Linked DNA regions of Mus musculus: region 2 is linked to region 1. Evidence: chromatin loops called from intact Hi-C (ENCODE). Cell type or tissue: heart. All regions are shown on one strand. Links, peaks and the distances in the headings refer to the core of each region. The heading gives the core; the rest is flanking DNA.

Evidence for each region. Hi-C counts contacts between places; a loop is a spot of excess contacts. Peaks named below come from ENCODE experiments on the same cell type or tissue, not always from the same donor. Only the 100,000 strongest peaks of a DNase experiment are listed, where the experiment ranks them.
Region 2: a loop joins it to region 1, with 2.0 times the contacts of the local background. A loop is called at or near these places in 6 of 42 quality-filtered maps.

The regions. Positions count from the first base shown.
Region 1 is chr7:24,265,268-24,276,601 of GRCm38, reverse strand. It overlaps Zfp93 (zinc finger protein 93), which reads right to left and starts at 6,184. Exons shown (of 4, transcript NM_009567.4): 1 at 5,921-6,184; 2 at 4,932-4,989; 3 at 3,228-3,354; 4 at 1-1,868. The coding sequence starts at 4,946. The coding sequence ends at 73. In heart, for the core only: no CTCF peak of the experiment used is centred there; a DNase peak (open chromatin) is centred at 6,141; H3K4me3 peaks cover 1,070 bases; H3K27ac peaks cover 1,060 bases.
Region 2 is chr7:24,105,540-24,116,873 of GRCm38, reverse strand. Zfp112 (zinc finger protein 112) reads right to left here and starts at 4,554. Exons shown (of 5, transcript NM_021307.2): 1 at 4,438-4,554. Zfp180 (zinc finger protein 180) reads right to left here. Exons shown (of 5, transcript NM_001045486.2): 5 at 9,165-11,334. The coding sequence ends at 10,749. In heart, for the core only: no CTCF peak of the experiment used is centred there; DNase peaks (open chromatin) are centred at 3,733, 4,143 and 4,573; H3K4me3 peaks cover 1,552 bases; H3K27ac peaks cover 1,449 bases.

The DNA of each region.
Region 1 (11,334 bases), core at 4,992-7,491:
GATTCTCTGGTGGAAGACAAGATGTGATCTCTGACTATAGCCCCTACAGCAAATATGGCCGATTTAAGGTCTCTATATAGTGTGGACCCTCTGGTGCATATGGAAATATGAGGCCTGACTGAAACCTTTCCCACACTGCTGACACGTGTAGGGTTTCTCTCCTGTGTGGACCCTCTGGTGAGAACTCAGCCCCACGCTCCATCTGAATTCCTTCCCACACTCCTCACACTTGAACGGCTTCTCCCCAGTGTGAATTCTCTGATGGACTTGGAGACTGGACTTCTGGCTGAAGGCTTTCCCACACGTGTCGCATTTGTAGGGCTTCTCCCCTGTGTGAACCCTCTGGTGGGCCTGGAGGTTTGAGGTCTTGCTGAACTGCTTCTGGCAAACATTGCATTTGAATGGTTTTTCACCGGTGTGGACACTGTGATGGGCCTGCAGACTGGAGGCATGACTGAAGCCTTTCCCACACTCCCCACATTTATACGGTTTCTTTCCTGTGTGCACACTCTGGTGACTATGAAGGCTCAAGCTCCAGGGGAAGCGCTTCCCACACACTTCACATCTATACGGTTTTTCCCCAGTGTGAATTCTTTGGTGATCTAGAAAATGTGAGCTCCGACTGAAGTTCTTCCCACAGACACTGCAGTGAAATGGCTTCTCTCCGGTATGGACCCTCTGGTGGCTTTGGAAGCTTGAGGCTGAACTGAAACCCTTCCCACACTCTTCACATTTATATGGCTTCTCTCCTGTGTGGACCCGCTGATGGATGTCTAGGTTGCCACTTAAGCTGAAGCGCTTCCCACACTCATTACACTCATAAGGTTTCTCCTCAGTGTGGACTCTCTGGTGGGTGTGGAGGTTCGAGCTACAGCTGAAGCGCTTGCCACAGTCTCCACACTTATATGGCTTCTCTCCTGTGTGAATTCTCTCGTGGGCCTGGAGGTGTGCCCACTGTGTGAAGCCCTTCCCACACACCTCACACTTGTAAGGTTTCTCTCCAGTGTGCACTCGGCGGTGGATGTTGAGATCCGAGCTGCGGCTGAAGCCCTTCCCACAGCTGTCGCACCTGTAGGGCTTCTCCCCTGTGTGCACTCTCTGGTGAGTCTGAAGTGCTGAGCTCTGACGGAAACCTTTGCCACACTCATGACACCAGTAGCGCTTTCTTCCTGGATGAACACTTGGTTGAATGGGGACACTGGGGCTATGCCTGGTGTCCTTGTGAGTACTATGCACAGGGGACTTCTTTCCTAAGAGGGTCTGTTGATGAAGTTCCAGACTAGGGCTGTCACTGAAGACTTCTTGGCCCCTGCTGCACTGGTAGGCCTTCTGTTCTCTATAAACACAATGCTGGGTGAGGAGCGTCATGGGAAAAATGACTTGATCACAGTCACCGCTGCTGGGGACTTTATCTCTTTTATGCAGTATATTGTGATCGTGGTGGGAAATGCAACCCAGAATGTTAACACCTGGAGCCAACAGCTGAGACTTCGTTTTCACCAGAGTCTGAGGACAGTGTTTCTCATGGTTCCATCTCTCACTAAAGTGTGCCTTACTCCAAGAACTCTGAGCCCTCCCAGAGAGAAATTCCTGATTGTCACTACTGCTGGAATGATTGCTTGGGAGATTCTCCAGACAGCCGTCATCCTCGGGGGCCTGAGAAGGCTGCTCTGCTCCCCAGTGGCAGGAGGAGTGGCACTGCTCCAGGAGGTGAGGACCCTTTCCTGGAGTGTTTATTCCATCTTCTGGAGCTCTGGCTAGTTTGTTGACATCATGGCTGGTCATTTGCCAACATGGAAGCTGCCCCAATGGAAGGCACCTTATTCCTGTTGTGTCAAGAGGCGCCATCTTATTTGGACTCTGGCATCCTGAAAGAATAGAGAACAGAAGATGATATCAGCAAGGATGAGGACATCAAAGTTGGCCAGTCCTCATTTCTTTCTGGAAATATTAACTAGAGATCAGTGTCAAAGGTGAATGTCTGAAAGCTCTAAGGAACAAAGAGCTAAAACCAAGAACAATCAACACTTGGCCATGGCGGGAAATTTGGGGTGAGCCTGGGAGTGAAGGCTCAAGGCTACCTTAGCCCGTGCTGAGCACCTGACTCGAAGAGCCTATGTGTAGCTGTGCAGAAGGATAATGGGAAGGAAGCACTAACTCTGTGGTAACAAGTGTGGTGGTGCTCAGACACCAGCGGAGGCAGGTGCAGAATGGAGAGAGTGAGGGTGAGACACATGAAAAGCAGGGTCTGTGAGGGCTCCCCAGCAGACAAATGCAGAGAGGGAGGAAGGGTGGGGAAGAGAGAGAGAGAGAGAGAGTGAGAGTGAGAGAGAGAGAGAGACAGAGACAAACACTCATACACAGAAAGACAGAGGAAGAGAGAGAGAGAGACAGACAAAGACAGAGAGACAGACAGACACAAACACACATATATACAGTGAGACAGAGAGAGGGAGAGACAGACAGAGACAGACAGATAGACACAAACCTATATACATAAAGAGAGACAGGGAGAGGGAGACAGACACAGACAGACAAAGACAGAGAGACAGACAGACATAAACATACATACAGACACAAACACACATATATACGGAGAGACAGAGAGAGACAGACAGACAAAAACACACATACACACAGAGATAGAGAGGGAGAGGCAGAGAGACAGAGACAGGAATTCCACCAGGGAAGAGCACTGTGTGGCCAGAGAGATGCAAAGGACAACACCTGAGACACACATATCGAAGCAGGAAAAGAAATAGAGATGAGCAGGGTTGGAGTGCAAGGCCCCAGGAGCACGCAGTTTGTCAGACACAGTCGACAAAGCTGCTACCCTAGTGCTTAGGAAACTTAGATAGGAGAATCAAATTTCTGGGCAAGCCTAGGCTATATAGCAAGACCTTGCCACAAAACAAAAAATAAAGTAGAGGCTAGAGATGTGGCTCAGCCATACAGAGCACTGGCTGCCCTTCCAGAGGACCCAGGGTGTGTGTGCAGCACCCACATGCTGGCTCACAACCATCTGTAAGTCCAGGTCCAGGGGATTTAATGCCCTCTTCTGGCCTCTGTGGGCATCATGAGTGAATGTGGCACAGACACACACGCAGACAAAACACTCACGTGTACATAAAATACAAAATAAGTAACCTAAAAGGGAAGCAGTGGCGTGCAACAGACACACGGGTGTGAACTCTGACATCACCAAGGACACAGGGCCCCGTCCTCACCCACTGCCAGGAGGTTCCTGAAGTTCTCCAGCATCACATCGTGGTACAGCTTCCTCTGAGCAGCGTCCAGCAGCCCCAGCTCCTCCTCGCTGAAGACAACAGCCACATCCCTGAAGGTCACCATCTCCTGTGACGGCAAGCACATGCCACCTCAGATTCATTCCCAATGCCACTAGGACCTGAGCAACTGCTTACACAGAGCCTGTTGTCTTAGGGCTTCTATTGCTGGGACAAAACACCATGACCAAAAGGCAAGTTGGGCAGGGAAGTTTGCTAGGCTTACACTTCCATATTCCTGTTCACTATTGCAGGAAGTCAGGATGGGAACTCAGGCAGTGCTGGATCCTGGAGGCAGAAACTAATGCACATGCCATAGAGGGGTGGTGCTTACTGGCTTGCTCAACCTGCTTTCTTATAGAATCCAGGACCATCAGCCTGGGGATGGCACCAACTACAGTGGGTTGGGCCCTCCAACATTGATGACTAATTAAGAAAATGCCTTAGCTGGATCTTATAAAAGCATTTGCTCAACTGACATTCCTTCCTCTCCCAATGCCCCTGAAGGGATAAAATGAGACCACAGAAAGGACCCAGAACACTGTATGATATGCACATATGCATTAAGCAGCCAATATATGTCCAACAACACTATCATCATTGTCTGCATGTTGACACTCATGGCCACACAGTGTTCCATAAAGGTTGCATTACACACACACACACACACACACACACACACACACACACACACACACACAAATATATATATGTGTGTATATTATATATATGACATGGTGTTCAGCCATGTAAATATATATTATATATATGTAGTTTATATAACATATATTGACTATAATGTACTGTCCATTTACAAACAGTAAATTTAAAACAAAAATCTAATTAAGTAAGTGAAAGTTTCAGACAAACTGCCATTTTTAATCATTTTCCAAAGTACTGAAGATTTTTTAAAAAATACTGAAGATTTTTCAAAAGTGTACATTTTAGGACAGAATACAGAGAATCAGGGATACCTGGTGACTACAAATTACGTGTGAAAATCACCACTGTTGTTAACAAAACAAGCGTGTAGTCCCTGGAGCTGAGGGTACTGTGTAGCTGGGGAGCTTGGCTGAACTCCATGTAAAATACCCGTGCATTTGTATTCATGCTGCAGTTTCCTGAATCATGGCTCCTGGGTGCTCAGCGGTGTCTAATAAATGCGCTGAGTTTCAGGGCTGCTGGGGAGTCTCCATCAGAGCACACAGCTCATTCGATCCCAGCTTGTCTGTACATGTGTCTGTGTGTCTGTCCTTTCTTCATTCCTCCATCATCTGAGTTGGGTCAACCACAGAAGCTGTGCGGAAGCCAGACGCTCCCTGGTTGTTCAGGATATGAATGCTCAGGAAGTCCAATGCAGGAAATGAGAGTGACCAGTTTTCTGTGTGCATGTGTGTACACATGTGTGCATGCATGTGAGTGTACATATGTACACAAGGGTACACATGCATGTACAGGCTACAGCCCAACCTCTGGTGTCCTTCCTCAGGTGCTGTCTAGGGTTTTTGTTTGTTTTGGGAACAGGGTCCTTCCGTGGCCTGGACCTTGTCAAATAGGCTACGGTGGCTGCAGAGCACTTGCCCAGCATGCAGGGGTCCTGTTTCCAATCCCTAGCACTGTGGGGATGGGGGAAGCAACCCGACTTACCTGTAACTTGGTCATTGTTCTCTTCTCTTTGAGACAAGGCAGGGCTCTGGGAAGCAAGCTGGGGGAAGAGGGGCTTCGTGAGAACACTGCTAGGACAGTTGGTCCACATGGCTTCCTCAGCTTCTCCATCAGCCCCAAGGGCTGTGCGCGCTGACCAGGCTTTTCTGCCTACTTCCCACTAATTGGTAGTGTAAGACTCTGGGTTAAAGTTAAGGGGCCACCCATGCCTCACCTCGCTCACCGCAGCGGGTTAGAAAAGGCCACATTTTCTATTTCTGGCAGCTTGTGTGTGTGCATGTGGGGGGTGGGGTGGGGGGTGCTGGGCACTCTTACCTTCACAAGGCTGCCTGTAGTGATGGGTTTTCCAGAAAAACAAATCTTCACTAAGCTCTGAACTCTATGATGCGTGCTGTGTCATGACTGACTACCACTCTCAGAAAGATCTATCAATTGTGACAGCTATCTTACATATTATTGTTTCCATACATGGAAATGATAGAGTCCTCTTTTGTATCTCCCTCTAAAAGACTTAATTACTAGTAAACATTGTTCATTTACAAGAGCCGCCACAAAGTCCAAAGTCTCTTTTCCCACAGGCATGAAAATAATGACCAATTAAAAAACAAAACAAAACAATAACAAAAAACGCTAAACCCTCTCCAAGGAATGGGGAGTTTGAGCCTACAAGATGGCTCAGCGGGTAAAGGAAACTGCCACTGAGTCTAACCTGCTGAGTTTGAGTCTCTGGGTACCATTAAGTTGACTCCCACAAGTTGTCTTTTGACTTCTTTTCTTTCTTTCTTTCTTTCTTTCTTTCTTTCTTTCTTTCTTTCTTTCTTTCTTTCTTTCTCTCTCTCTCTCTCTCTCTTTCTTCTAATTATTAAATACATTTATTTAATAACTTTAACAAAATAAAAATATTGTTTATTTAAATAAATAAATAAATAAATAAATAGGGGTGGAATCACATAAAAAGTAAAGTTGCATACCACTTAAGGATTCAGGACATGGGCCATCTCTCATCATAGCTCCCCTGCCAGGCTCCCCTGGGAAGCTAGCCTCTCCTGGGGCTCTGCAAGGGGCTGAGGTGTGTCAGTGTAGGGCAGCCCCGCCTCAGGCAGAGCCCAGCGAGAGAGGACCTGGATGCCGGGCTTGTTCCTGGGCCGCAGATGCGGTCACTGAGGGGATACATCAGGAGCACAGGCGCAAAGGAAATGCAGAGCGATGGCCCAGGTTTTCACCTCACAGGAAGCACTCACAAACATCCTCCCCTCCCGGGAGCGGAAACGACCTTGACCACTACTGGCGTTGGAACTACAATTCCCAGAATTCCTCAGTGGCTGCACTCTCTGGGGACTATATTCCCCGGAATGGCAAAGCTTCGGTGAACCTTTTTAACTAAGGGGATTCCTTTTGGTAGGTCGCTCTTCTGTGTTGCTTTTCGGTTTATTCATTTCTGAAATTCCATGAAAGTCAACTGTGGATACTTCTTTGTTTTTGTTGTTGTTTTGTTTTTCCGAGGCAGGGTTTCTCTGTGTAGCCCTGGCTGTCCTGGAACTCCCCCAGTAGTCCAGGCTGGCCTCGAACTGACAGATCTGTCTGCCTCTGCCTCCCAAGTGCTGTGATTAAAGGAGAGGGCCAGCAGATCTTGCTGTGGATACATTTTTTTTTAAAATTGAGATCCCATACTGTATTACATTATAAAAGCTAACAGGGAAACTGCACAGCTGCAGTTGCCTAATTAGGCAGCAGAGTCAGAGTTTCTGCATAGAAACCCCCTATGAGGGGTGGGGGACCGGCTCAGTTGTAGAGCACTGCCCAGAATCCCCTAGTGAGGGGCTGTGGGAGTGACCTGGTGGTAGAACATGGGCTATCTGGGCCACTCTTCTGTTGCTGTGAAGGGACATCATGACCAAGGCAACGCTTATAAAAGGAAACATTTAATTAGAGGCTTGCGTACACTTTTAGGGGTTTAGTGCATTATCATGGCAAGAGCATGGCAGCAGCGGGCATGGGAGGGAGAGTTAAATCCTCATCCATACTGGAGAGACAAAGAGACACATGTGCTCTTAAAATCTCTAGCCATGCCCAGTGATATACTTTCACCATCAAGGCCATACCTCCTGTCTTTCAAATCCTTTCAATGAGTTCTACTCCCTGGTGACTAAGCATTTTAACATGAGCCTGTGGGGGGCGTTCTCACTCAAACCACAACCTGCCCAGCATCCTCCAGTGGGGGCTTGATCCTTGACCTTCAGAGCCCTGGAGCTGTCAGAAAGAACTCTTTATCTGAGATACAGCCTGGGGGAGTCCGTGGGAGCAGCATAGGTCTGAACCACAGATGGACCTGGGTCATGAAGGACAGCCCGACCTAGACCTAGAGGGGAAGGAGGAGAAGCAAGTCATTCACAAGTCAAGTTTAGTAAAGACGTTCAAAATATTGGTTACAGTATAAACAAACAAACAACAGCAAAAGCTCTGTCCCCACAGAATGTCAGGGCCCATAATTCCAATTGCACACATTTCAGTTCACTGTACTAGGCTAATAAATATAAGATGCTGACTGAAGGCCCCTTTCAGGAATACTGAGGAACACAAATCAATATGAATGCAGGTTGGAGACGGGTGAGCATTTTCAAATGAGTCTTACTTACAGGGCCCCTCTCCACTTGCACCGGAAATGGCTGAGTCCTGAGCACATGCAGCTCTGCACCTCAGATACAGAGGGGCTTCCTGTGAGAAAGGGACGCGTAGGTCAACGACGGTTCTGCCAGTCACCAACGTTGGTTAAATCCTTTCCTGCAGCCTTTCTCTGTAGACTTGGATGGATGCTGAGATTTCCCTGCCAGTGTCCTGTTGTAGATGGCGCTGGTGCTGTTTGTATTTTGATGCTAATTCTGCTCTCCTGGGAGGGGTTGCGGACAAGGAGTGAGTCATACACTCAGGCTTCTTGTGAATCAATCCCCTAATGAATAAAGGAGTCAATCACTGAGCAAGTAGGGGCGACTTCCAGGATGCACGGAGGAAGAGAGGAAGCAGGAGAGTTTGGTCTTTTTCGACAGGGATAGTGTGAGGACAAGATGTAATTACTAGTGTCTCCTGGTTTCAATGGCGGATCCGTCAGGATTCGCAACCGGAGGATTTAGATTTAATATGGCGTACAAGATTTTAGCTGCTGTGCCCAGTGATTGAGTTACAATTTTTTTTTTCTGAACTAAGTTTGTGTTGCATTTTCCTTCTTGTGGCAGCTCGTCTGGGTTCAAAAGAGAAAGGTACGAAGGCAAAGCGTGGGTTTGCCAGATGTGCACCACAAAGGCCGTGTGGGTTTTGAAGCATAGGGTTGGTATAGTAGCAACCCGCCAGTGGGAACTTAGCAAGCTGGGTGGAGAGATTTTGGAGCTCTGACTCAGAGAGTCTCCAGGAGTTAAGAACTGGCTGGTGGGACTGCTGGGGCTGAGAGTAGCTGGGAGAAGTGCGGAAGCTTGGCGTTCATTTTATATTTCCCGCAACAATGATAGGGCAATTTTCCACTCGTCTGTGATTTCTGACATTTGTAAAGAATCTCCCAGCTGAGCATTGGTGCCACAAGCCTTTAATCCTGCACCCGGGAGGAAGAGACAGGTAGATTTCTGAGTTCAAGGCTAGCCTGGTCTACAGAGCACATTCCAGAGCAGCCAGATCGACAGCTGTCTTGAGAAAATAAAAGAAAATTAAAAAAAAAAAAAAAAAGAAAGAAAGAAAGAAAGAAAAGAAAAGAATTGATTTCCCATAGAGAACCTTGTCTATAGGATGAGATTTTTTCTAACTCAGCTATCTCCCGAAATAATTGAGACAGAGCCCTATAGACTTATTCCACAAGCTTTAAGCACAATAACTGAGCAGATATTCCTAACCCTCTATGCTGTCTTAGCTGTTTCCCAGCCACACACACGTTACTTGCATTTAGTCTCACCTTAGCTTTCTCTGCTCTGTCTGTCTGTCCTCAAGGAGCACTCCCTTGGCAAATCTGCCTCATGCCTGACATCATGGTGACTCTGTTCATCTTCTTCACCTGACCTGTGGCCCTCTTCTTCCTCCTCCTCCTCTCTCTCAGGTCCCTGGCTTGGATCGGAAGTTCAGCCTAATCACTGAACTAATCACTGACTGTTCAGCATTTTCTTAGCCAATCAGAAATAACCGGGCCACATTCTTTACATCACATTGATACAGGAGATGCTGAGAAAAGTTGCTAACAGGGAGTGGAAGTAGCTCAGAAGAAAGAAGTTTGTCGCAGTCAATAAAGATGAAAAATGAATTGGAGATCTGAAGACAGCTTTGACATCAGCCATGGAGATGCAGAGTTTGGAGTTTGCCCAGCTGGTTTCAAGTCTTTCTTTGGGGATTACAGTTAAGTAATTGGATGACTCTCAGAAGAGACCTTAAGCTTTGGGCTTTTAACATTGTTGACACTGCTATAGATTATGGGGACTCTAGAAGTTGACTAATTGTATTTTGCATTATATTGTGTTTAGTTATGGCCTCCAATGGACTCATATGTTTGAACAAGCCTATGGGGGCCAGGGAATGGAATGTTATGGTTTGTATATGCTTGGCCCAGGGAGTGGCACTATTAGAAGGTCTAGTCCTGTTGGAGTAGGTTGGCCCTATTGGAGTAGGCATGTCACTGTGGGTGTGGGCTTTAAGACCCTCATTCTAGCTGCCTGGAAGCCAGTATTCTACTAGCAGCCTTCAGATGAAAATATAGAACTCTCAGCTCCTCCTGCACTATGACTGCTTGGATGCTGCCATGTTCCCACCTTGATGATAATGGACTGAATCTCTGAACCTGTAAGCCAGCTCCATTTAAATGTTTTCCTTATAAGAGTTGCCTTGGCCATGGTGTCTGTTCACAGCAGTAAAACCCTAACTAAGACAAGGGCCAAACCTAGTCAAACCACCACATTTCACACCCTGGCCACCATAGGATTGTAGCCATTATAATGCAAAAATGCATTTTTTTCCAAGTTCAAAAATCCCACAGTCTACCACAATCTCAATGTTTAAAATTTCAAAGTTTACAGTCTCCTTTGAGATTCATGCAATCTTTCTTTTTTTTTAAAGATTTATTTATTTATTTATTTATTTATTATATATAAATATGCTGTAGCTGTCTTCAGACACTCCAGAAGAGGGAGTCAGATCTCGTTATGGATGGTTGTGAGCCACCATGTGGTTGCTGGGATTTGAACTCAGGACCTTCGGAAGAGCAGTCAGGTGCTCTTACCCACTGAGCCATCTCACCAGCCCCTCATGCAATCTCTTAACTAATCCCCTATAACATGAAAATCCAGAAGCAGACCATGTTTCCACCATCACAGGATATACATTGCCATTCCAAAATGCCATAGTGAGGAACTACCTGACCAAAGCAAGACCAAAAATCAGCTGGAAAAACTCCAAACTCTGTTCTGATGTCCAACTCCTTTCAGGTTTGTTGACTACTACATAATTCTTTCTCTTGGGCTGGATCCACTCTGTGCTATTAGCTTCCCTCAGCAAGTATCCCATGGTTCTGGCATCTCTAACATCATGGGGTCTCCAAAGCGACTTCAGTTTCATAGCTTCTTGTTCCAATGTCCGAATCCACACATGATCTTCCAGGCTCCTCCAAAGTGCTTGGGTCACTTTTCCAGCTCAGGCCTCCACGGCACTCAAGGCTCTGGTTGACTCCACTCGACTGCTGCTGCTATTGTTGTTGGTCATCCATGGCACTGGTATCCCCAAGACACTGGTGTCTTTCCCTGAAACTAGATTGCACTTTCATCAATAGCCTCTCATAGGCCTCCTTCATGGTTCAAAACCTTGACTTCTTTGAATGACCCCTTCAGTCCTGGGCCTTCAACTGTCACTGAGGCTGTACCTTCACCAATGGCCTTTCCTGGCCCCTCACAGTGCCAAGCCTCAGTTGTTCCCCATGACCCCTCATGCCTTCAAGTCCAGTACCACTTGTGTGGTTCTTACACATTACCCAGTCTGACTGCCAGTAGGATGTTATCTCTGGAACATGATTTCTTTGTGCTCTCAGAAAAAACTTCCCAGATTTCACCTCAGTGATGCTGGTCTCTTTGTAATCACTGCTAATTTCTTAGTGCCAGCTAATCAGTATCACTTATTGTCCCAGTAGTTCCTTCTATTCTAGACTCCAAAGCCAGAGCTCCATGGCCAAAGCTGCCAAGTTCTTCTGCTTTCTGGGGCTGGAACATGGCCTCCTTCTTCTATTACATCTTTATTATTTTTTGAAGAATCCCATTACTGCCTAATTATGGCTTTCCTGGTACTTGTTCTGTAGATTTATTGTGAACTTAGAGATCTGCATGTGTCTATCTCCTAACAGCTTGAATTAACAGCCTGTACAACCACGCCT
Region 2 (11,334 bases), core at 3,484-5,983, 160 kb after region 1:
ATAAACATCAAACGTGTTAGCAACTGATAAAAACCACGCTTGTCACCACTCAAGTTAACAGTGCACACACCAGCCTTTGTCTCTTAACAGTGTATGTATTTAGGTTAGTCATTACAAATCCATACACATCACCTTTTCTACTTTCTAAAAAGGCTACATTCTCTAGCATCCCACCAAGACTGCCCAGGGACAGGGACAAGAGGGGGGCTTCAGTCACACCCATTTTCAAAGAGGTTGAATATATTTGAGTTGAAGGGCACACCCATGACAAACAGGTGATGCTAATTTTTCTCTGCCCATCCCTGCACCAGGCAAGAGGCATGATGGGAACTCTGTACAGTTCCTGTGCCCTAAGATGTGCAGCTTGAATGGGAGACAGGTCTGAGATCAGCATCAGAGACACCAGCAAATTTGGCCCAGCACAAACAATGAACCTGAAGAAGATGTAAAGTTGGTAGTTTCTTGGTAGGTTCTAGAAGTGTGAATGGGATCTAGTGGTTAACAGCATTGTTACGGCCATGGTATCCGCACTGTTTTCAGTGCACTCGTGCGCTGTTCACTGAGAACAGTGCTGAGATCCCTCTGGCCTGTCCGTTGTCCTTCATGTGATGTTCTGTGATTATGCTTTTGGGATTGTCATGTCTAACAGGGCAAACTGTGCAATGGCAGCCACAGGTGACAACAGTCTTGGAGTCTCCTGTGCCTTATACTAACAAAACCACTCTGTGTTCCGCCTTTGTGTTGGTTCTTCTCTTTGTCTATAACGAAATACGGGGATACAAATGACTTATGAGCAGAGAAGCTGTATTTGAGCTCTGTCATGGAGAACTGTCAGGAAGACATAGTGGAGCACATGTGTGCAGATAGATGCCTCATGTTAAGAGTGAACGGGTTTCAGAGTGTGCAATACAGACACACACACATGCACATATATAATACAATATACAATATATACTGATATATTGGTTGGTTGGTTTTTATTTTGTTTAGTTTTGAGACAAAGTCTCACTATGGCTGGCCTAGAACTCACCATGTAGACCAAGCTGGTTTGTAATTCAGAGATCTGCCTGCCTATTCCAAGTACTGGAAATAAAAGGTGTATGCCACCACGACTAGTGCCAACCTGTAATCTTTTTAACCTATGTATTTGATTTATTAGTGTGATAGATGGCTTTAATTATCAACTAGAATCACCTGGAAACATAATCTCAACAATGAATCATCTGTCTTAGTACATGGGCATTATCTATGTGGAATTGTCTTAACTACTTGATATGGGAAGACCCAGGCCACTGTAAGAGGCACCGCTCCCTAGGCAAGGGGTTCTGAACTGGACAAATGTAGAGAAACTAAGCTGAACACAAGCAAGCAAGCAAGCAAGCATGCATGCATGCAGGCATACATTTCTCTCTGCTCTTGATTCTGTGTGTGATGGATCAGCTGCTTCAAGTTCCTGACTTCCCCACAATGATGGACTATAACCTGGAACTCTAAGTTGAAATACATCTTTTTCTCTTTTAGGCTGCTGTTTATCAGAGTATTATCCTAACAGTTGCATCCAGTAACTGCTGATGTGGATGGGGTCCAGGCCACCACTGTATTCCTGTTCCATTTGTCCTCCCTGACTTTATTTCTCTCATTTCTTGACTGCTTCACTAAGGGAATCTATTATTTATTTATTTTTACTATTTCCTTCATTTTATCTCTCTCTCTCTTTTTTTAAAGATTTATTTATTATATGTAAGTACACTGTAGCTGTCTTCAGACACTCCAGAAGAGGGTGTCAGATTTCATTATGGATGGCTGTGAGCCACCATGTGGTTGCCGGGAATTGAACTCAGGACCTTCGGAAGAGCAGTCAGTGCTCCTTAACCTCTGAGCCGTCTGTCCAGCCCTCATTTTATCTCTTAACTTCTTACTCTAGCTCCAGAATTTCTGTTTCTGCTTAGCTGTTGATCTTGCATTGCAACAAACATGTCTTACTTTTCACAGTGTTTTAGTTTGTTAAAACTGAAAGAAGTTTTTTGTTCTGTTTTTTTTCAAGACAGGGTTTCTCTGTGTAGCCCTGGCTGTCCTGAAACTTTCCCTGTAGACCAGGCTGGCCTTGAAGTCAGAGATCCACCTGCCTCTGCCTCCTGAGTGCTGGGATTAAAGGTGTGTGCTACTACCACTCAGCTAAAGTTAAATTGTATTTACTTACTACCTGGCCACATACACACTTACACACATACATACAGCATGTGTATGGGAGGTGGTTCCCTCCTTTCACCACGTGGGTCTTGGGGATTGAACTCGGGGCAGCAGGCTTGGCAGCAGGCTCCTTTACCTGGAGCCGTTTCTAGGGCCCCCGGCATGTTTACTATCACCATTTTAATACTGCTTGTGAAATCCAGAAGTCTTTTTTTTTGGGGGTGGTGGTGGTGGTGTATGTGCTCTGCTATAGATAATAAAATCTCTACCTAAGAAAGATATACATTTTATGCTTTTTCTTTCACACAGGACTGGGGATTGAACCTAGGGCCAGGCACATGTTTGGGTTTTGTTGTTGTTGTTTGTTTTGTTTGTTTGTTTGTTTTGTTTTAATATACAGGTTGAGGACTTCAACAGTGCACTATATATATTAATTTTTATTTACTTTTAAGTATCTGCCTGCTTGTCTAGCTCCCTGGGAACTGGAGTTACAGGTAGCTACGAGTCACCTGTGGGTTCTGGGACTCGAACCTGGGGCCTCTGCAAGCAGAAACAATGCTGATTGTTAATCACCTCTCCATTCCCAATTCCACTGTTTTTTTTTTTTTTTTAAATCTATTTATTTGTGGGTGTGTGTATCTACAACAATTCTCTTCTTCCACCATATGAGTCCTAAGGATCAAATTCAGGACGTCAGGCTTGGTGGCAAGTGCCTTTGCAGGCTGAGCCATTTCAGTATGGCTAGTGCAAATACGATTGTAAAAAATGATTCTGTAGTGTTATCTGCAAATATGATTGTAGAAGTAACTGTAGCGTATACGATTAAGAAAATAAGTAGACTATAAAGAAATATAATTACCTAGGAACACAGGATATAATGATAATAATTTTATATTTTTTGGTACAATCAGTAAATTTTTAACCTATGTTCTAAAAAACAAATTTTATTTTTTTCCTTAAATAGAAGTGATAAAAATAATGATGACTCCACATCCAATAAAGCTCTTTTAAGAGTTATATTTATTAATTTGGATAGAACCCGTACAGCATTTAGTTTTAAATGTTTATATTTCATACTTATTCTTTATGTCCAAGCATTTCTCTATCCCGTCCAGAATTAATTAAAAAATATTAGGGTAACTTCATAAGTGGATCTGCTAATGAGTAAAGAGAGCCTCACTCCTCAGAACAGACAGATTGACAGAAGGATGCTAAGGTCTACCCCTGTGTATTAGTTACTTTTTGTTGCTGTGATCAAACACCATGAATAAGGTGTGGAAGAAAGCGTTTATTTTGGCTTTCAGTTCCATAATAGTAGGGACAGCATGGCAGGTGGCAGACTTGTCAACAGGAGCAAGAAGCTGAGAGCTCCCTTCTGAAACTCAAGCATAGCGAGCAAACACCTTGGAGGCTGACCCCGCCCCATGACGTATTTCTCCAGCAAGGCCACACCAGCCAAACCTCCAGAAACAGCACCCCGCCCTCTAAACTGTGGACCTGGCATCCAAAGGTTGGACCCTACGGGGTCATTTCTCATTCAAACGACTGCACCACTACCACGTTCTCTGATGCCTCTTTCCCCTGCAGCACTTTTTATATAAAGGATTAAGAAGACAACTTGCTCGGAGAAACCGGACTTCAGCTAACACCTCTCCCGGCCCCCGTAAGGCACAGTGGACACTGCACACAAAGCTGGGAACGATTGTCTCAACAAAAACAAAACAAGTCATTAAGGACTTTGATAATGGGGACAGGCTGGGTCCAGAGACCCTACAGCAGGAGCTCTGAGACCATCCGTGGGTCACTAAAGCGTCCAGCTTCTCTGAAATTGGAAAGCACCGATAGTAAATGTCCCATTTCCTACCGCGCGTCAGCAGTTTTGAGCCTTGCAGGAAACTCTAGATCACTCTTGGATAGGTACCAAGGCGTGGTGGAAAGCATGGAGGCAGAGATGGAGAGTCTGAACTCCACTGCTGGGAGATGGCATCGTGACCAGAGCTAGGGAGGCGGCTGGGGGTGCCCATCGCCCAGGAGACCCTCCATCCAGGTGACTGACAGCCCCGGGCCAGGCCTGAGTCAGTGTGTGCAATCGCAGCACACTCGGGCATGCTCTTCCAAAGTAAGTTCACGTTCTACCTTTCCGAGGCAGACTTCCTTACCCAGGATACAAGCCTGGTGGCTATCACCCAGGGCAACCTGAAAAGGATCGCTCACACTCGGGAGGGGTCAGTAAAGGGGAGGGCTCACCTTTCTGAAAGGAACGGAACAAGGCCTCACACACCTGGGGCGGAAGTGACTCTTCCCGCATAGGCAGCCAGGACTACACTTCCCAGAATTCCCGAAGGTTGCGGGGAGAACAGTCTCCTGCAGTCTCCTGCAGAGGATCTTGCACACTGAGGATTCCCAAACTACATTTCCCAACCGGAAGGATGGCCTCTCAGCCCCCCCCCCCCACCTGCAGCGGAAGTTATCTTATCATCCCGGGGATGGGAGGGTCATGAACTACATTTCCCAGAATTTTCAGAGTCCTTGCCTTCCCCGAGCGGAAGTGCCATGGAGTAAGGAAACCGGACTTCAGACTTTTGAAAGTCCTTGGCATACCCTAAGCCAAAAATCTTCGAACCACGATGCTTTCCCTGCTTTCTGTGGAAGATTGGGATAAACAGCGCTTTCCCCAGAGCACGTCAGGGACTGCTTGGGTCTACAGTTCACGGGATCTGCAGGGCCTGCCTTAACCCCAGCGGACCTCCCTTCCAGATCATTTGCATAGTCCTGAGTTTAGGGATTCCCCTTATTATTATTATTATTATTTTTTATATTTTTTATTAGGCATTTTCCTCATTTACATTTCCAATGCTATCCCAAAAGTCCCCCTCCCCCCACTCCCCTACTCACCCACTCCCCCTTTTTGGCCCTGGAGTTCCCCTGTACTGGGGCATATAAAGTTTGCATGTCCAATGGGCCTCTCTTTCCAGTGATGGCCGACTAGGCCATCTTTTGATACATATGCAGCTAGAGTCAAGAGCTCCGGGGTACTGGGTAGTTCATAATGTTGTTCCACCTATAGGGTTGCAGATCCCTTTAGCTCCTTGGCTACTTTCTCTAGCTCCTCCATTGGGAGCCCTGTGATCCATCCAATAGCTGATTGTGAGCATCCACTTCTGTGTTTGCTAGGCCCCGGCATAGTCTCACAAGAGACAGCTATATTAGGGTCCTTTCAGCAAAATCTTGCTAGTTTATGCAATGGTGTCAGGGTTTGGAGGCTGATTATGGGATGGGATTCCCCTTATTTAATTCTGCTGATTATCACTATTCACCTTCAGCTCTCCAACCTCCACTGTCTTTATAAAAATCTTGGAAAAGAAAAGCTTTTCAAACGTGACACTAGGACAAACTCAACGTAACTAATCCCCACCCAGTTCAAGAAGCAATTCTATAAAAAGCATGGAAGCAGGAATGCAGAAAAAGGTAAATCAAGTACAAAGGAACTGAATTAATAATTTTAAATATTTAATGTATGTGTGCGTGTGTGCACATGTGTGCTTGGGCACATGTATATGCACCATTGCGTGTAGTGCCCAAGAAAACTAGAAGAGGACGTCTGTTTCCCACCTCCCTCCCCCATAACTTGACTTTACAAACCCGTTAGCCAACTGACGTGGGTGCCGGGTCCTCTACAAAAGTGGTGCGTGCTTTTAACAGCAGAGTGAGCCCATCAACAACCTAAGTTTGGATTTTCAAAAAGGATTTATGTGTATGAATTTGCATGTATGTGGAAGACAGAGGGCAGCTTGCAAAAGTCAGTTCTTTCTCTCCCACCATGTGGGTCATGGGGATCAAAATCAGATGGTCAGGACTGAAAGCAAACATCCTTAGCTGCTGAGCCATCTCACCAGTTCAAAATAAAGCTATTTAGCAAATGATAGAAATTACTCAACCATTTGCTTAATCAGTAATCTATTTTATAGTATAACTCTTGGGACCCATCAACTATTACCTAGTAACTGTGGCAAGACATATGGGTTATTTATACATTTAACAAGGCTAAATAGCCAAAACCAGATGCACATGGGCATATACCCACAGTCACTTAGATCCTCCAAAGTCTTTAAACTTTCATCAATTCCACTGCCAAACAACCATTTTCAGCATTTACTAAACAATTTCCTTTGCTCAACCAAACCTTGACGTATTCAGAGGTCTAACTTGTAGCCATTTCCACTTCATATTAATTTATACCAGCATGGTTCCTTCAAGATTTCAAGTGACCACTGAAATTCATACACTTAAGCAGATGTTGGGGGGCACACACACTTTTTTTTTTTTTTTTTCTCGAGACAGGGTTTCTCTGTATAGCCTTGGCTGTCCTGGAACTCACTCTGTAGATCAGGCTGGCCTCGAACTCAGAAATCTGCCTGCTTCTGCTTCCCAAGTGCTGGGATTAAAGGTGTGTGCCACCACCACCCGGCGGGGTACACACTTTTAAGCCCAGCACTTGGAAGGCTGAGTCAGGCAGACCTCTGTGAGTTCAAATCCAACCTGATCTACATGGTGAGTTCCAAACCACCCATGGCTACAGGGAGATTCTGAATCAAAGAATGACCAAAACCCAGACAAACCAACCCAACATAAGTTCTTCTTTCTAACGCTGGTTTTGTATCTATAAATTAGTGGGGTGGGCAGCAAAGTCTATTTTATCCCAGACTTTCAAGCCTTCAACAAAGTCAAAGTGTGGAGAACCTTTGCTGTTTTCTTATCTGAATTCAGAATGATCCTGCTTCTGGACACAGCCCAGTTCAGAATGTCCCTCACTGCCAGGTATACTAAATTCTGTCAGAGGGCTCTTTAAGGCAGTGGTTCTCAACTTTTCTAATACAACCCCTCATGTTCTTTTTCTGGTGACCTCCCAACTGTTGAGGTTTGGTCTGTTGCTATGAATTGTAATACTAAATTCTGTACCTGAAGGTCTGGTTGCTTATGAGTGAGTCCTCACGTTTACCAGCTTTTGTTGTGCAAGCCTTGTTCCCTAATTTAAAACTATTGGTTAAATAGAAATGGCACAGCCAACTACTGGAGGGATGAGAGGTAGGTGGATTCTCAGTTACCTGGTTGGAGGTTGCAAAGGAGAGATAAAGAGTGGACACGGGTGGGATGGGGAGGAGGGGTGAGAAGGAAAGGAGATGGATCATGAGCACATGGTCAGGAGAAACAGCAAGTATTTGTGGTATACTACTGGGGACATAGCCAGGCCAGCAGTTAGAAAAATAGATTGGGGTAAACCATTTTCATTGCTACTTTATAACTTCACTATTATGAGTCATAAATGTGTTTTCCAATAGTCAGAGGTAACTCCCCTCCCCTGATGGAGGTCACGACTCACAGGTTGAGAACCACTTCTCTAGAGTCATCTCGTACCTTTAGCAGGTAGTACTCTCAGCTTCTTTCCCCTACTTCGGGGAATTCACGTCTAAGTTACAGGGCATGGTTTTCACTAGGTAGACTATGTCTTGCAGAAACCATGTTCATACAAATGAATGTAAAGCCAGACAAATTACAGATCAGAACTCTGATTTCAAGGTTTTGAAATTGTTTCAAAGGAATCTTCCCTGGCCCTTCATCTCAATTTTCAGTCTCCTTTAAAGAATGATCGTTCTAGCAGGGTGGTAACAAGCCTTTAATCCCAACACTCAGAAGGCAGAAGGCAGATCTTGCATCCTGGTCTACTTAGGCACACTTGCTTTTGCAGAGGACCTGGACTCAATTCCTAGCCCTCACAAGGGGTGGATCACAATGATCTGTGATTGTCTGAGGGTATATGATACTCTCTTCTGACTTACATGGGTACCAGGCATATGCATGATGCAAACATACCTGTGAGCAAAACACTTATACATGTAGGATGAGTATGCCTTTAAAAAAATTAGGCCATGTGTGGTAGTTCCGGCCTTTAATCCTAGCAATTGGAAGACAGAGATAGAGGCAGGTGGATCTTCAAGGCTATCAAGGCCAGTCTGATCAACAGAGTGAGTTATAGGACAGTCAGGGCTATACAGGGCTACAAAATGCTGTAGTGAGCATTATGGCTTCTTTGAACACAGAAATATGGGAATATGTTTTCACTTTAATCCCAGGTGTGGGATATGGCGCTACTTCATATTGTCCATAGCAGCTGACTATGATTTGCCTCATGCTCTAGCAGGGGTGTGATTTTGCCAACTACAGATAGTCTTGGCAGTTGCATGAAATTTGGAATCTGGGAATTTCTCAGAGTGTATACAAATGAATCAATCAGAGAACCAATTCCCATTAAGTTGCCCTATTAACTCCATAGATGTACAACAGCATGTGTACTCCTCCACCATAAATAAAAAGGGAATGGACCACCTCAAAAGATAGCTGCAAAGCTTGCCTGAAGAATTTATTCCTGGATTTTTAATTTTTTGTGTGTATGTATGAGTGCTTTGCTTGCATGTAAGTCTATGTACATGTGTACTTGATGCCCAAGGTCGTCAGAAGAGTGCTGTATCCCCTAGAACTGCAGTTATGGTTGTGAGCCACCAGTTCCTTGCTGGGAACTGAATCCAGCAAGAGCAGCAAGTGCTCTTACCCACTGGGCCACCTTCCTAGCCCTCATTCTTATACTTATGACAGCACCTCGCCAAAACACCATGCTCACTCTGAAAACTCTATTTGAGGACACCAGAGGAGGCCATGGGAGGGGAGCAGGAAGCAGGCACTCCTTCACACTGCTTTGGGAGTGAAGGAGCAACTTCCTCTCTTGTCCACAGAACCCCAGGCCTCAGATGTTTTCTGCTGTTAGTTCTCCTTGCTAATGAAACACTTTCCCTTTCGGGATCCTCTACACTCTATCCCCAGGGGAGGGACTAGCCCAGGCTCAGCTTAGTGGAAATCACCGAGCCCCACAGGGCATCTAGTGGGCCATTCTTTAAAAGATCAAACAAGTGGGACATCTGTTTCTTTTTTTGCTTCTGATAAACTTTTATTCCTTGTACCATGTTATAGCACAACATGCATCTCTGAGAGATAACAACATAAACAACAGTATCAATAAATAGATTATTATCCCTTTTCAACTTCAGGCTATACATAAACATTTTCTCAGGTTCCTGTAGTTCATTTCAACTGGTCGTTTGCCTTAGTTGTAGAAAATCTTCACTTGTAACAGAAGTGTACAAAACAGATAACAAACTACCAATCAGGGCAACTATGCAGACTGACACGGTCAAATACCGTGATCCAGTGGAAGGTCTAAGATGAGTCACCACAACACACCCACCAGTCAACTGTTCACTTAAGTCTTTTTTAGGAAAGGCCATTGGTTTTAGATTTAGGTTCTCTGAGATTCAGAAATCAGTGCTTTCTTTATTCAGGGAAAAGAACCAGCATTTAATATGTGTGTGTGAGCACACATAAGACAAGCTTGTTTCCTTTCTTTTCTTTTCTTTCTCTTTCTTTCAAGACAGTCTTGCTATGTAGCACAGGCTGGTCTTGAATGGTCCTCTAGCTTCACTCACTAGTGATGGGGTTTTAGCATGGGCTTACCTCCATGCTGGTCCAAGCTTGACCCTGCTTGTGGATTTCCTGAAACAGGCAGCTCATGGCCAGCATCCACAGGAACACTGTAGGGGGCTTTGAGGGCAAGGGAGTCCATTCCTTGGCTGAGAATGAGCTTAGTTTAGAGGACTCGGGCCCTGACAACTCAATGGCCACCCGTCACTCTGCGGCAGTGGCTCCTATGTTGTCTCCTGATGGCACGGAATGACTAGTGAGGACAGCAGAAGAGCAAGCAAAGCTTTGAGATAGAAAAGCAGCTCTTTCAAGAGCAGTAAGATACTCCCAAGTGAGCTTACGTTTGGCTATGACTGGAAGCTGATTGGTTAAGCCTGCATAAATGAGGGATTAAGTGACCCGTCTGCCTGCAGTGAGTAGGTCTGAAGACTCTGATGGGGAGATGAGGTGGGAGGTCGTGGCTCAGCCACCTAGTAGCATGAAGGAAAAGAGCCAGAGGCAGGACAGCAAAGCTGATGGCCAGCAGTTACTTTCCTAAGTAAGAGCATTTTAGAACACATACCTCCTGAACTAAATTTACAGAGTGTCAGCTTTGCAACAGAGAAGCTGTGCTCTCAAAGACCAGGCCAGAACTCAAACTAGAGGGCTTCTGCACTAAACTTGCAGTATTTGATCTAACATTCAGTTTTTCTAAGTCTAGCTTCTGCCTTCTCTGTACGAAGTGCTTTGGGAAACAACTTCTGCCAGTCAGGAAGTGGCCTTCTGAGCTTGGCTTAGGGATGACGCCTGCACAGTCATTCAAGAACACACCCCAGCCCGTGTGTAACAGTTTTTCTTCTCCGGAGACCTCTTATCCACATCTGCCAAACTGAAGGCTTTACTCCTTTCTTTCGTCGACATGGGGGTAAGGAAAGGGTCTATGTGCATTCTTCTCACACTGTCACTTCCTGCCAAATGCATTCCTTCCCACATAACTTGAGAGGATTGGATCAGTCCAGGAGTCAACATCAGCTCTGACTCTCAACTGGTCAGGACTTACAGGCGTCCTCACTGTGAGTAGCCTGGTGCCTACTGCGCTTCGAACTGCTAATAAAGGCTTTCCCACACTGGCCGCACTTGTAGGGCTTTTCCCCAGTGTGAGTTCGCTGGTGGACGATAAGCCGGGCACTTAGGCTGAACGTCTTCCCACACTGATTACACTCGTAGGGCTTCTCTCCAGTGTGAGTCCTCTGATGCTGAGTAAAGCAGGAGCTCTGCCTGAACGTCTTCCCACACTGGCCGCACTCGTAGGGCTTTTCCCCAGTGTGCGTCCTCTGATGAACGACGAGGACGTAGCTCTGACTGAAGGATTTCCCGCACTGCTTGCACTGATACGGCTTCTCCCCAGTGTGAGTTCTCTGGTGCATGACAAGGTGTGAGCTCCGGTTGAATGACTTCCCACACTCATTACACTCGTAAGGTTTCTCTCCTGTGTGGGTTCTCTGATGCGACACCAGCTGCGAGCTCCAGCTGAACGACTTCCCACAGTGATTACACTCGAAGGGCTTCTCGCCGGTGTGAGTCCTCTGATGTGCAACAAGTTTATAGCTTTGGCTGAAGGACTTGCCACAGTGA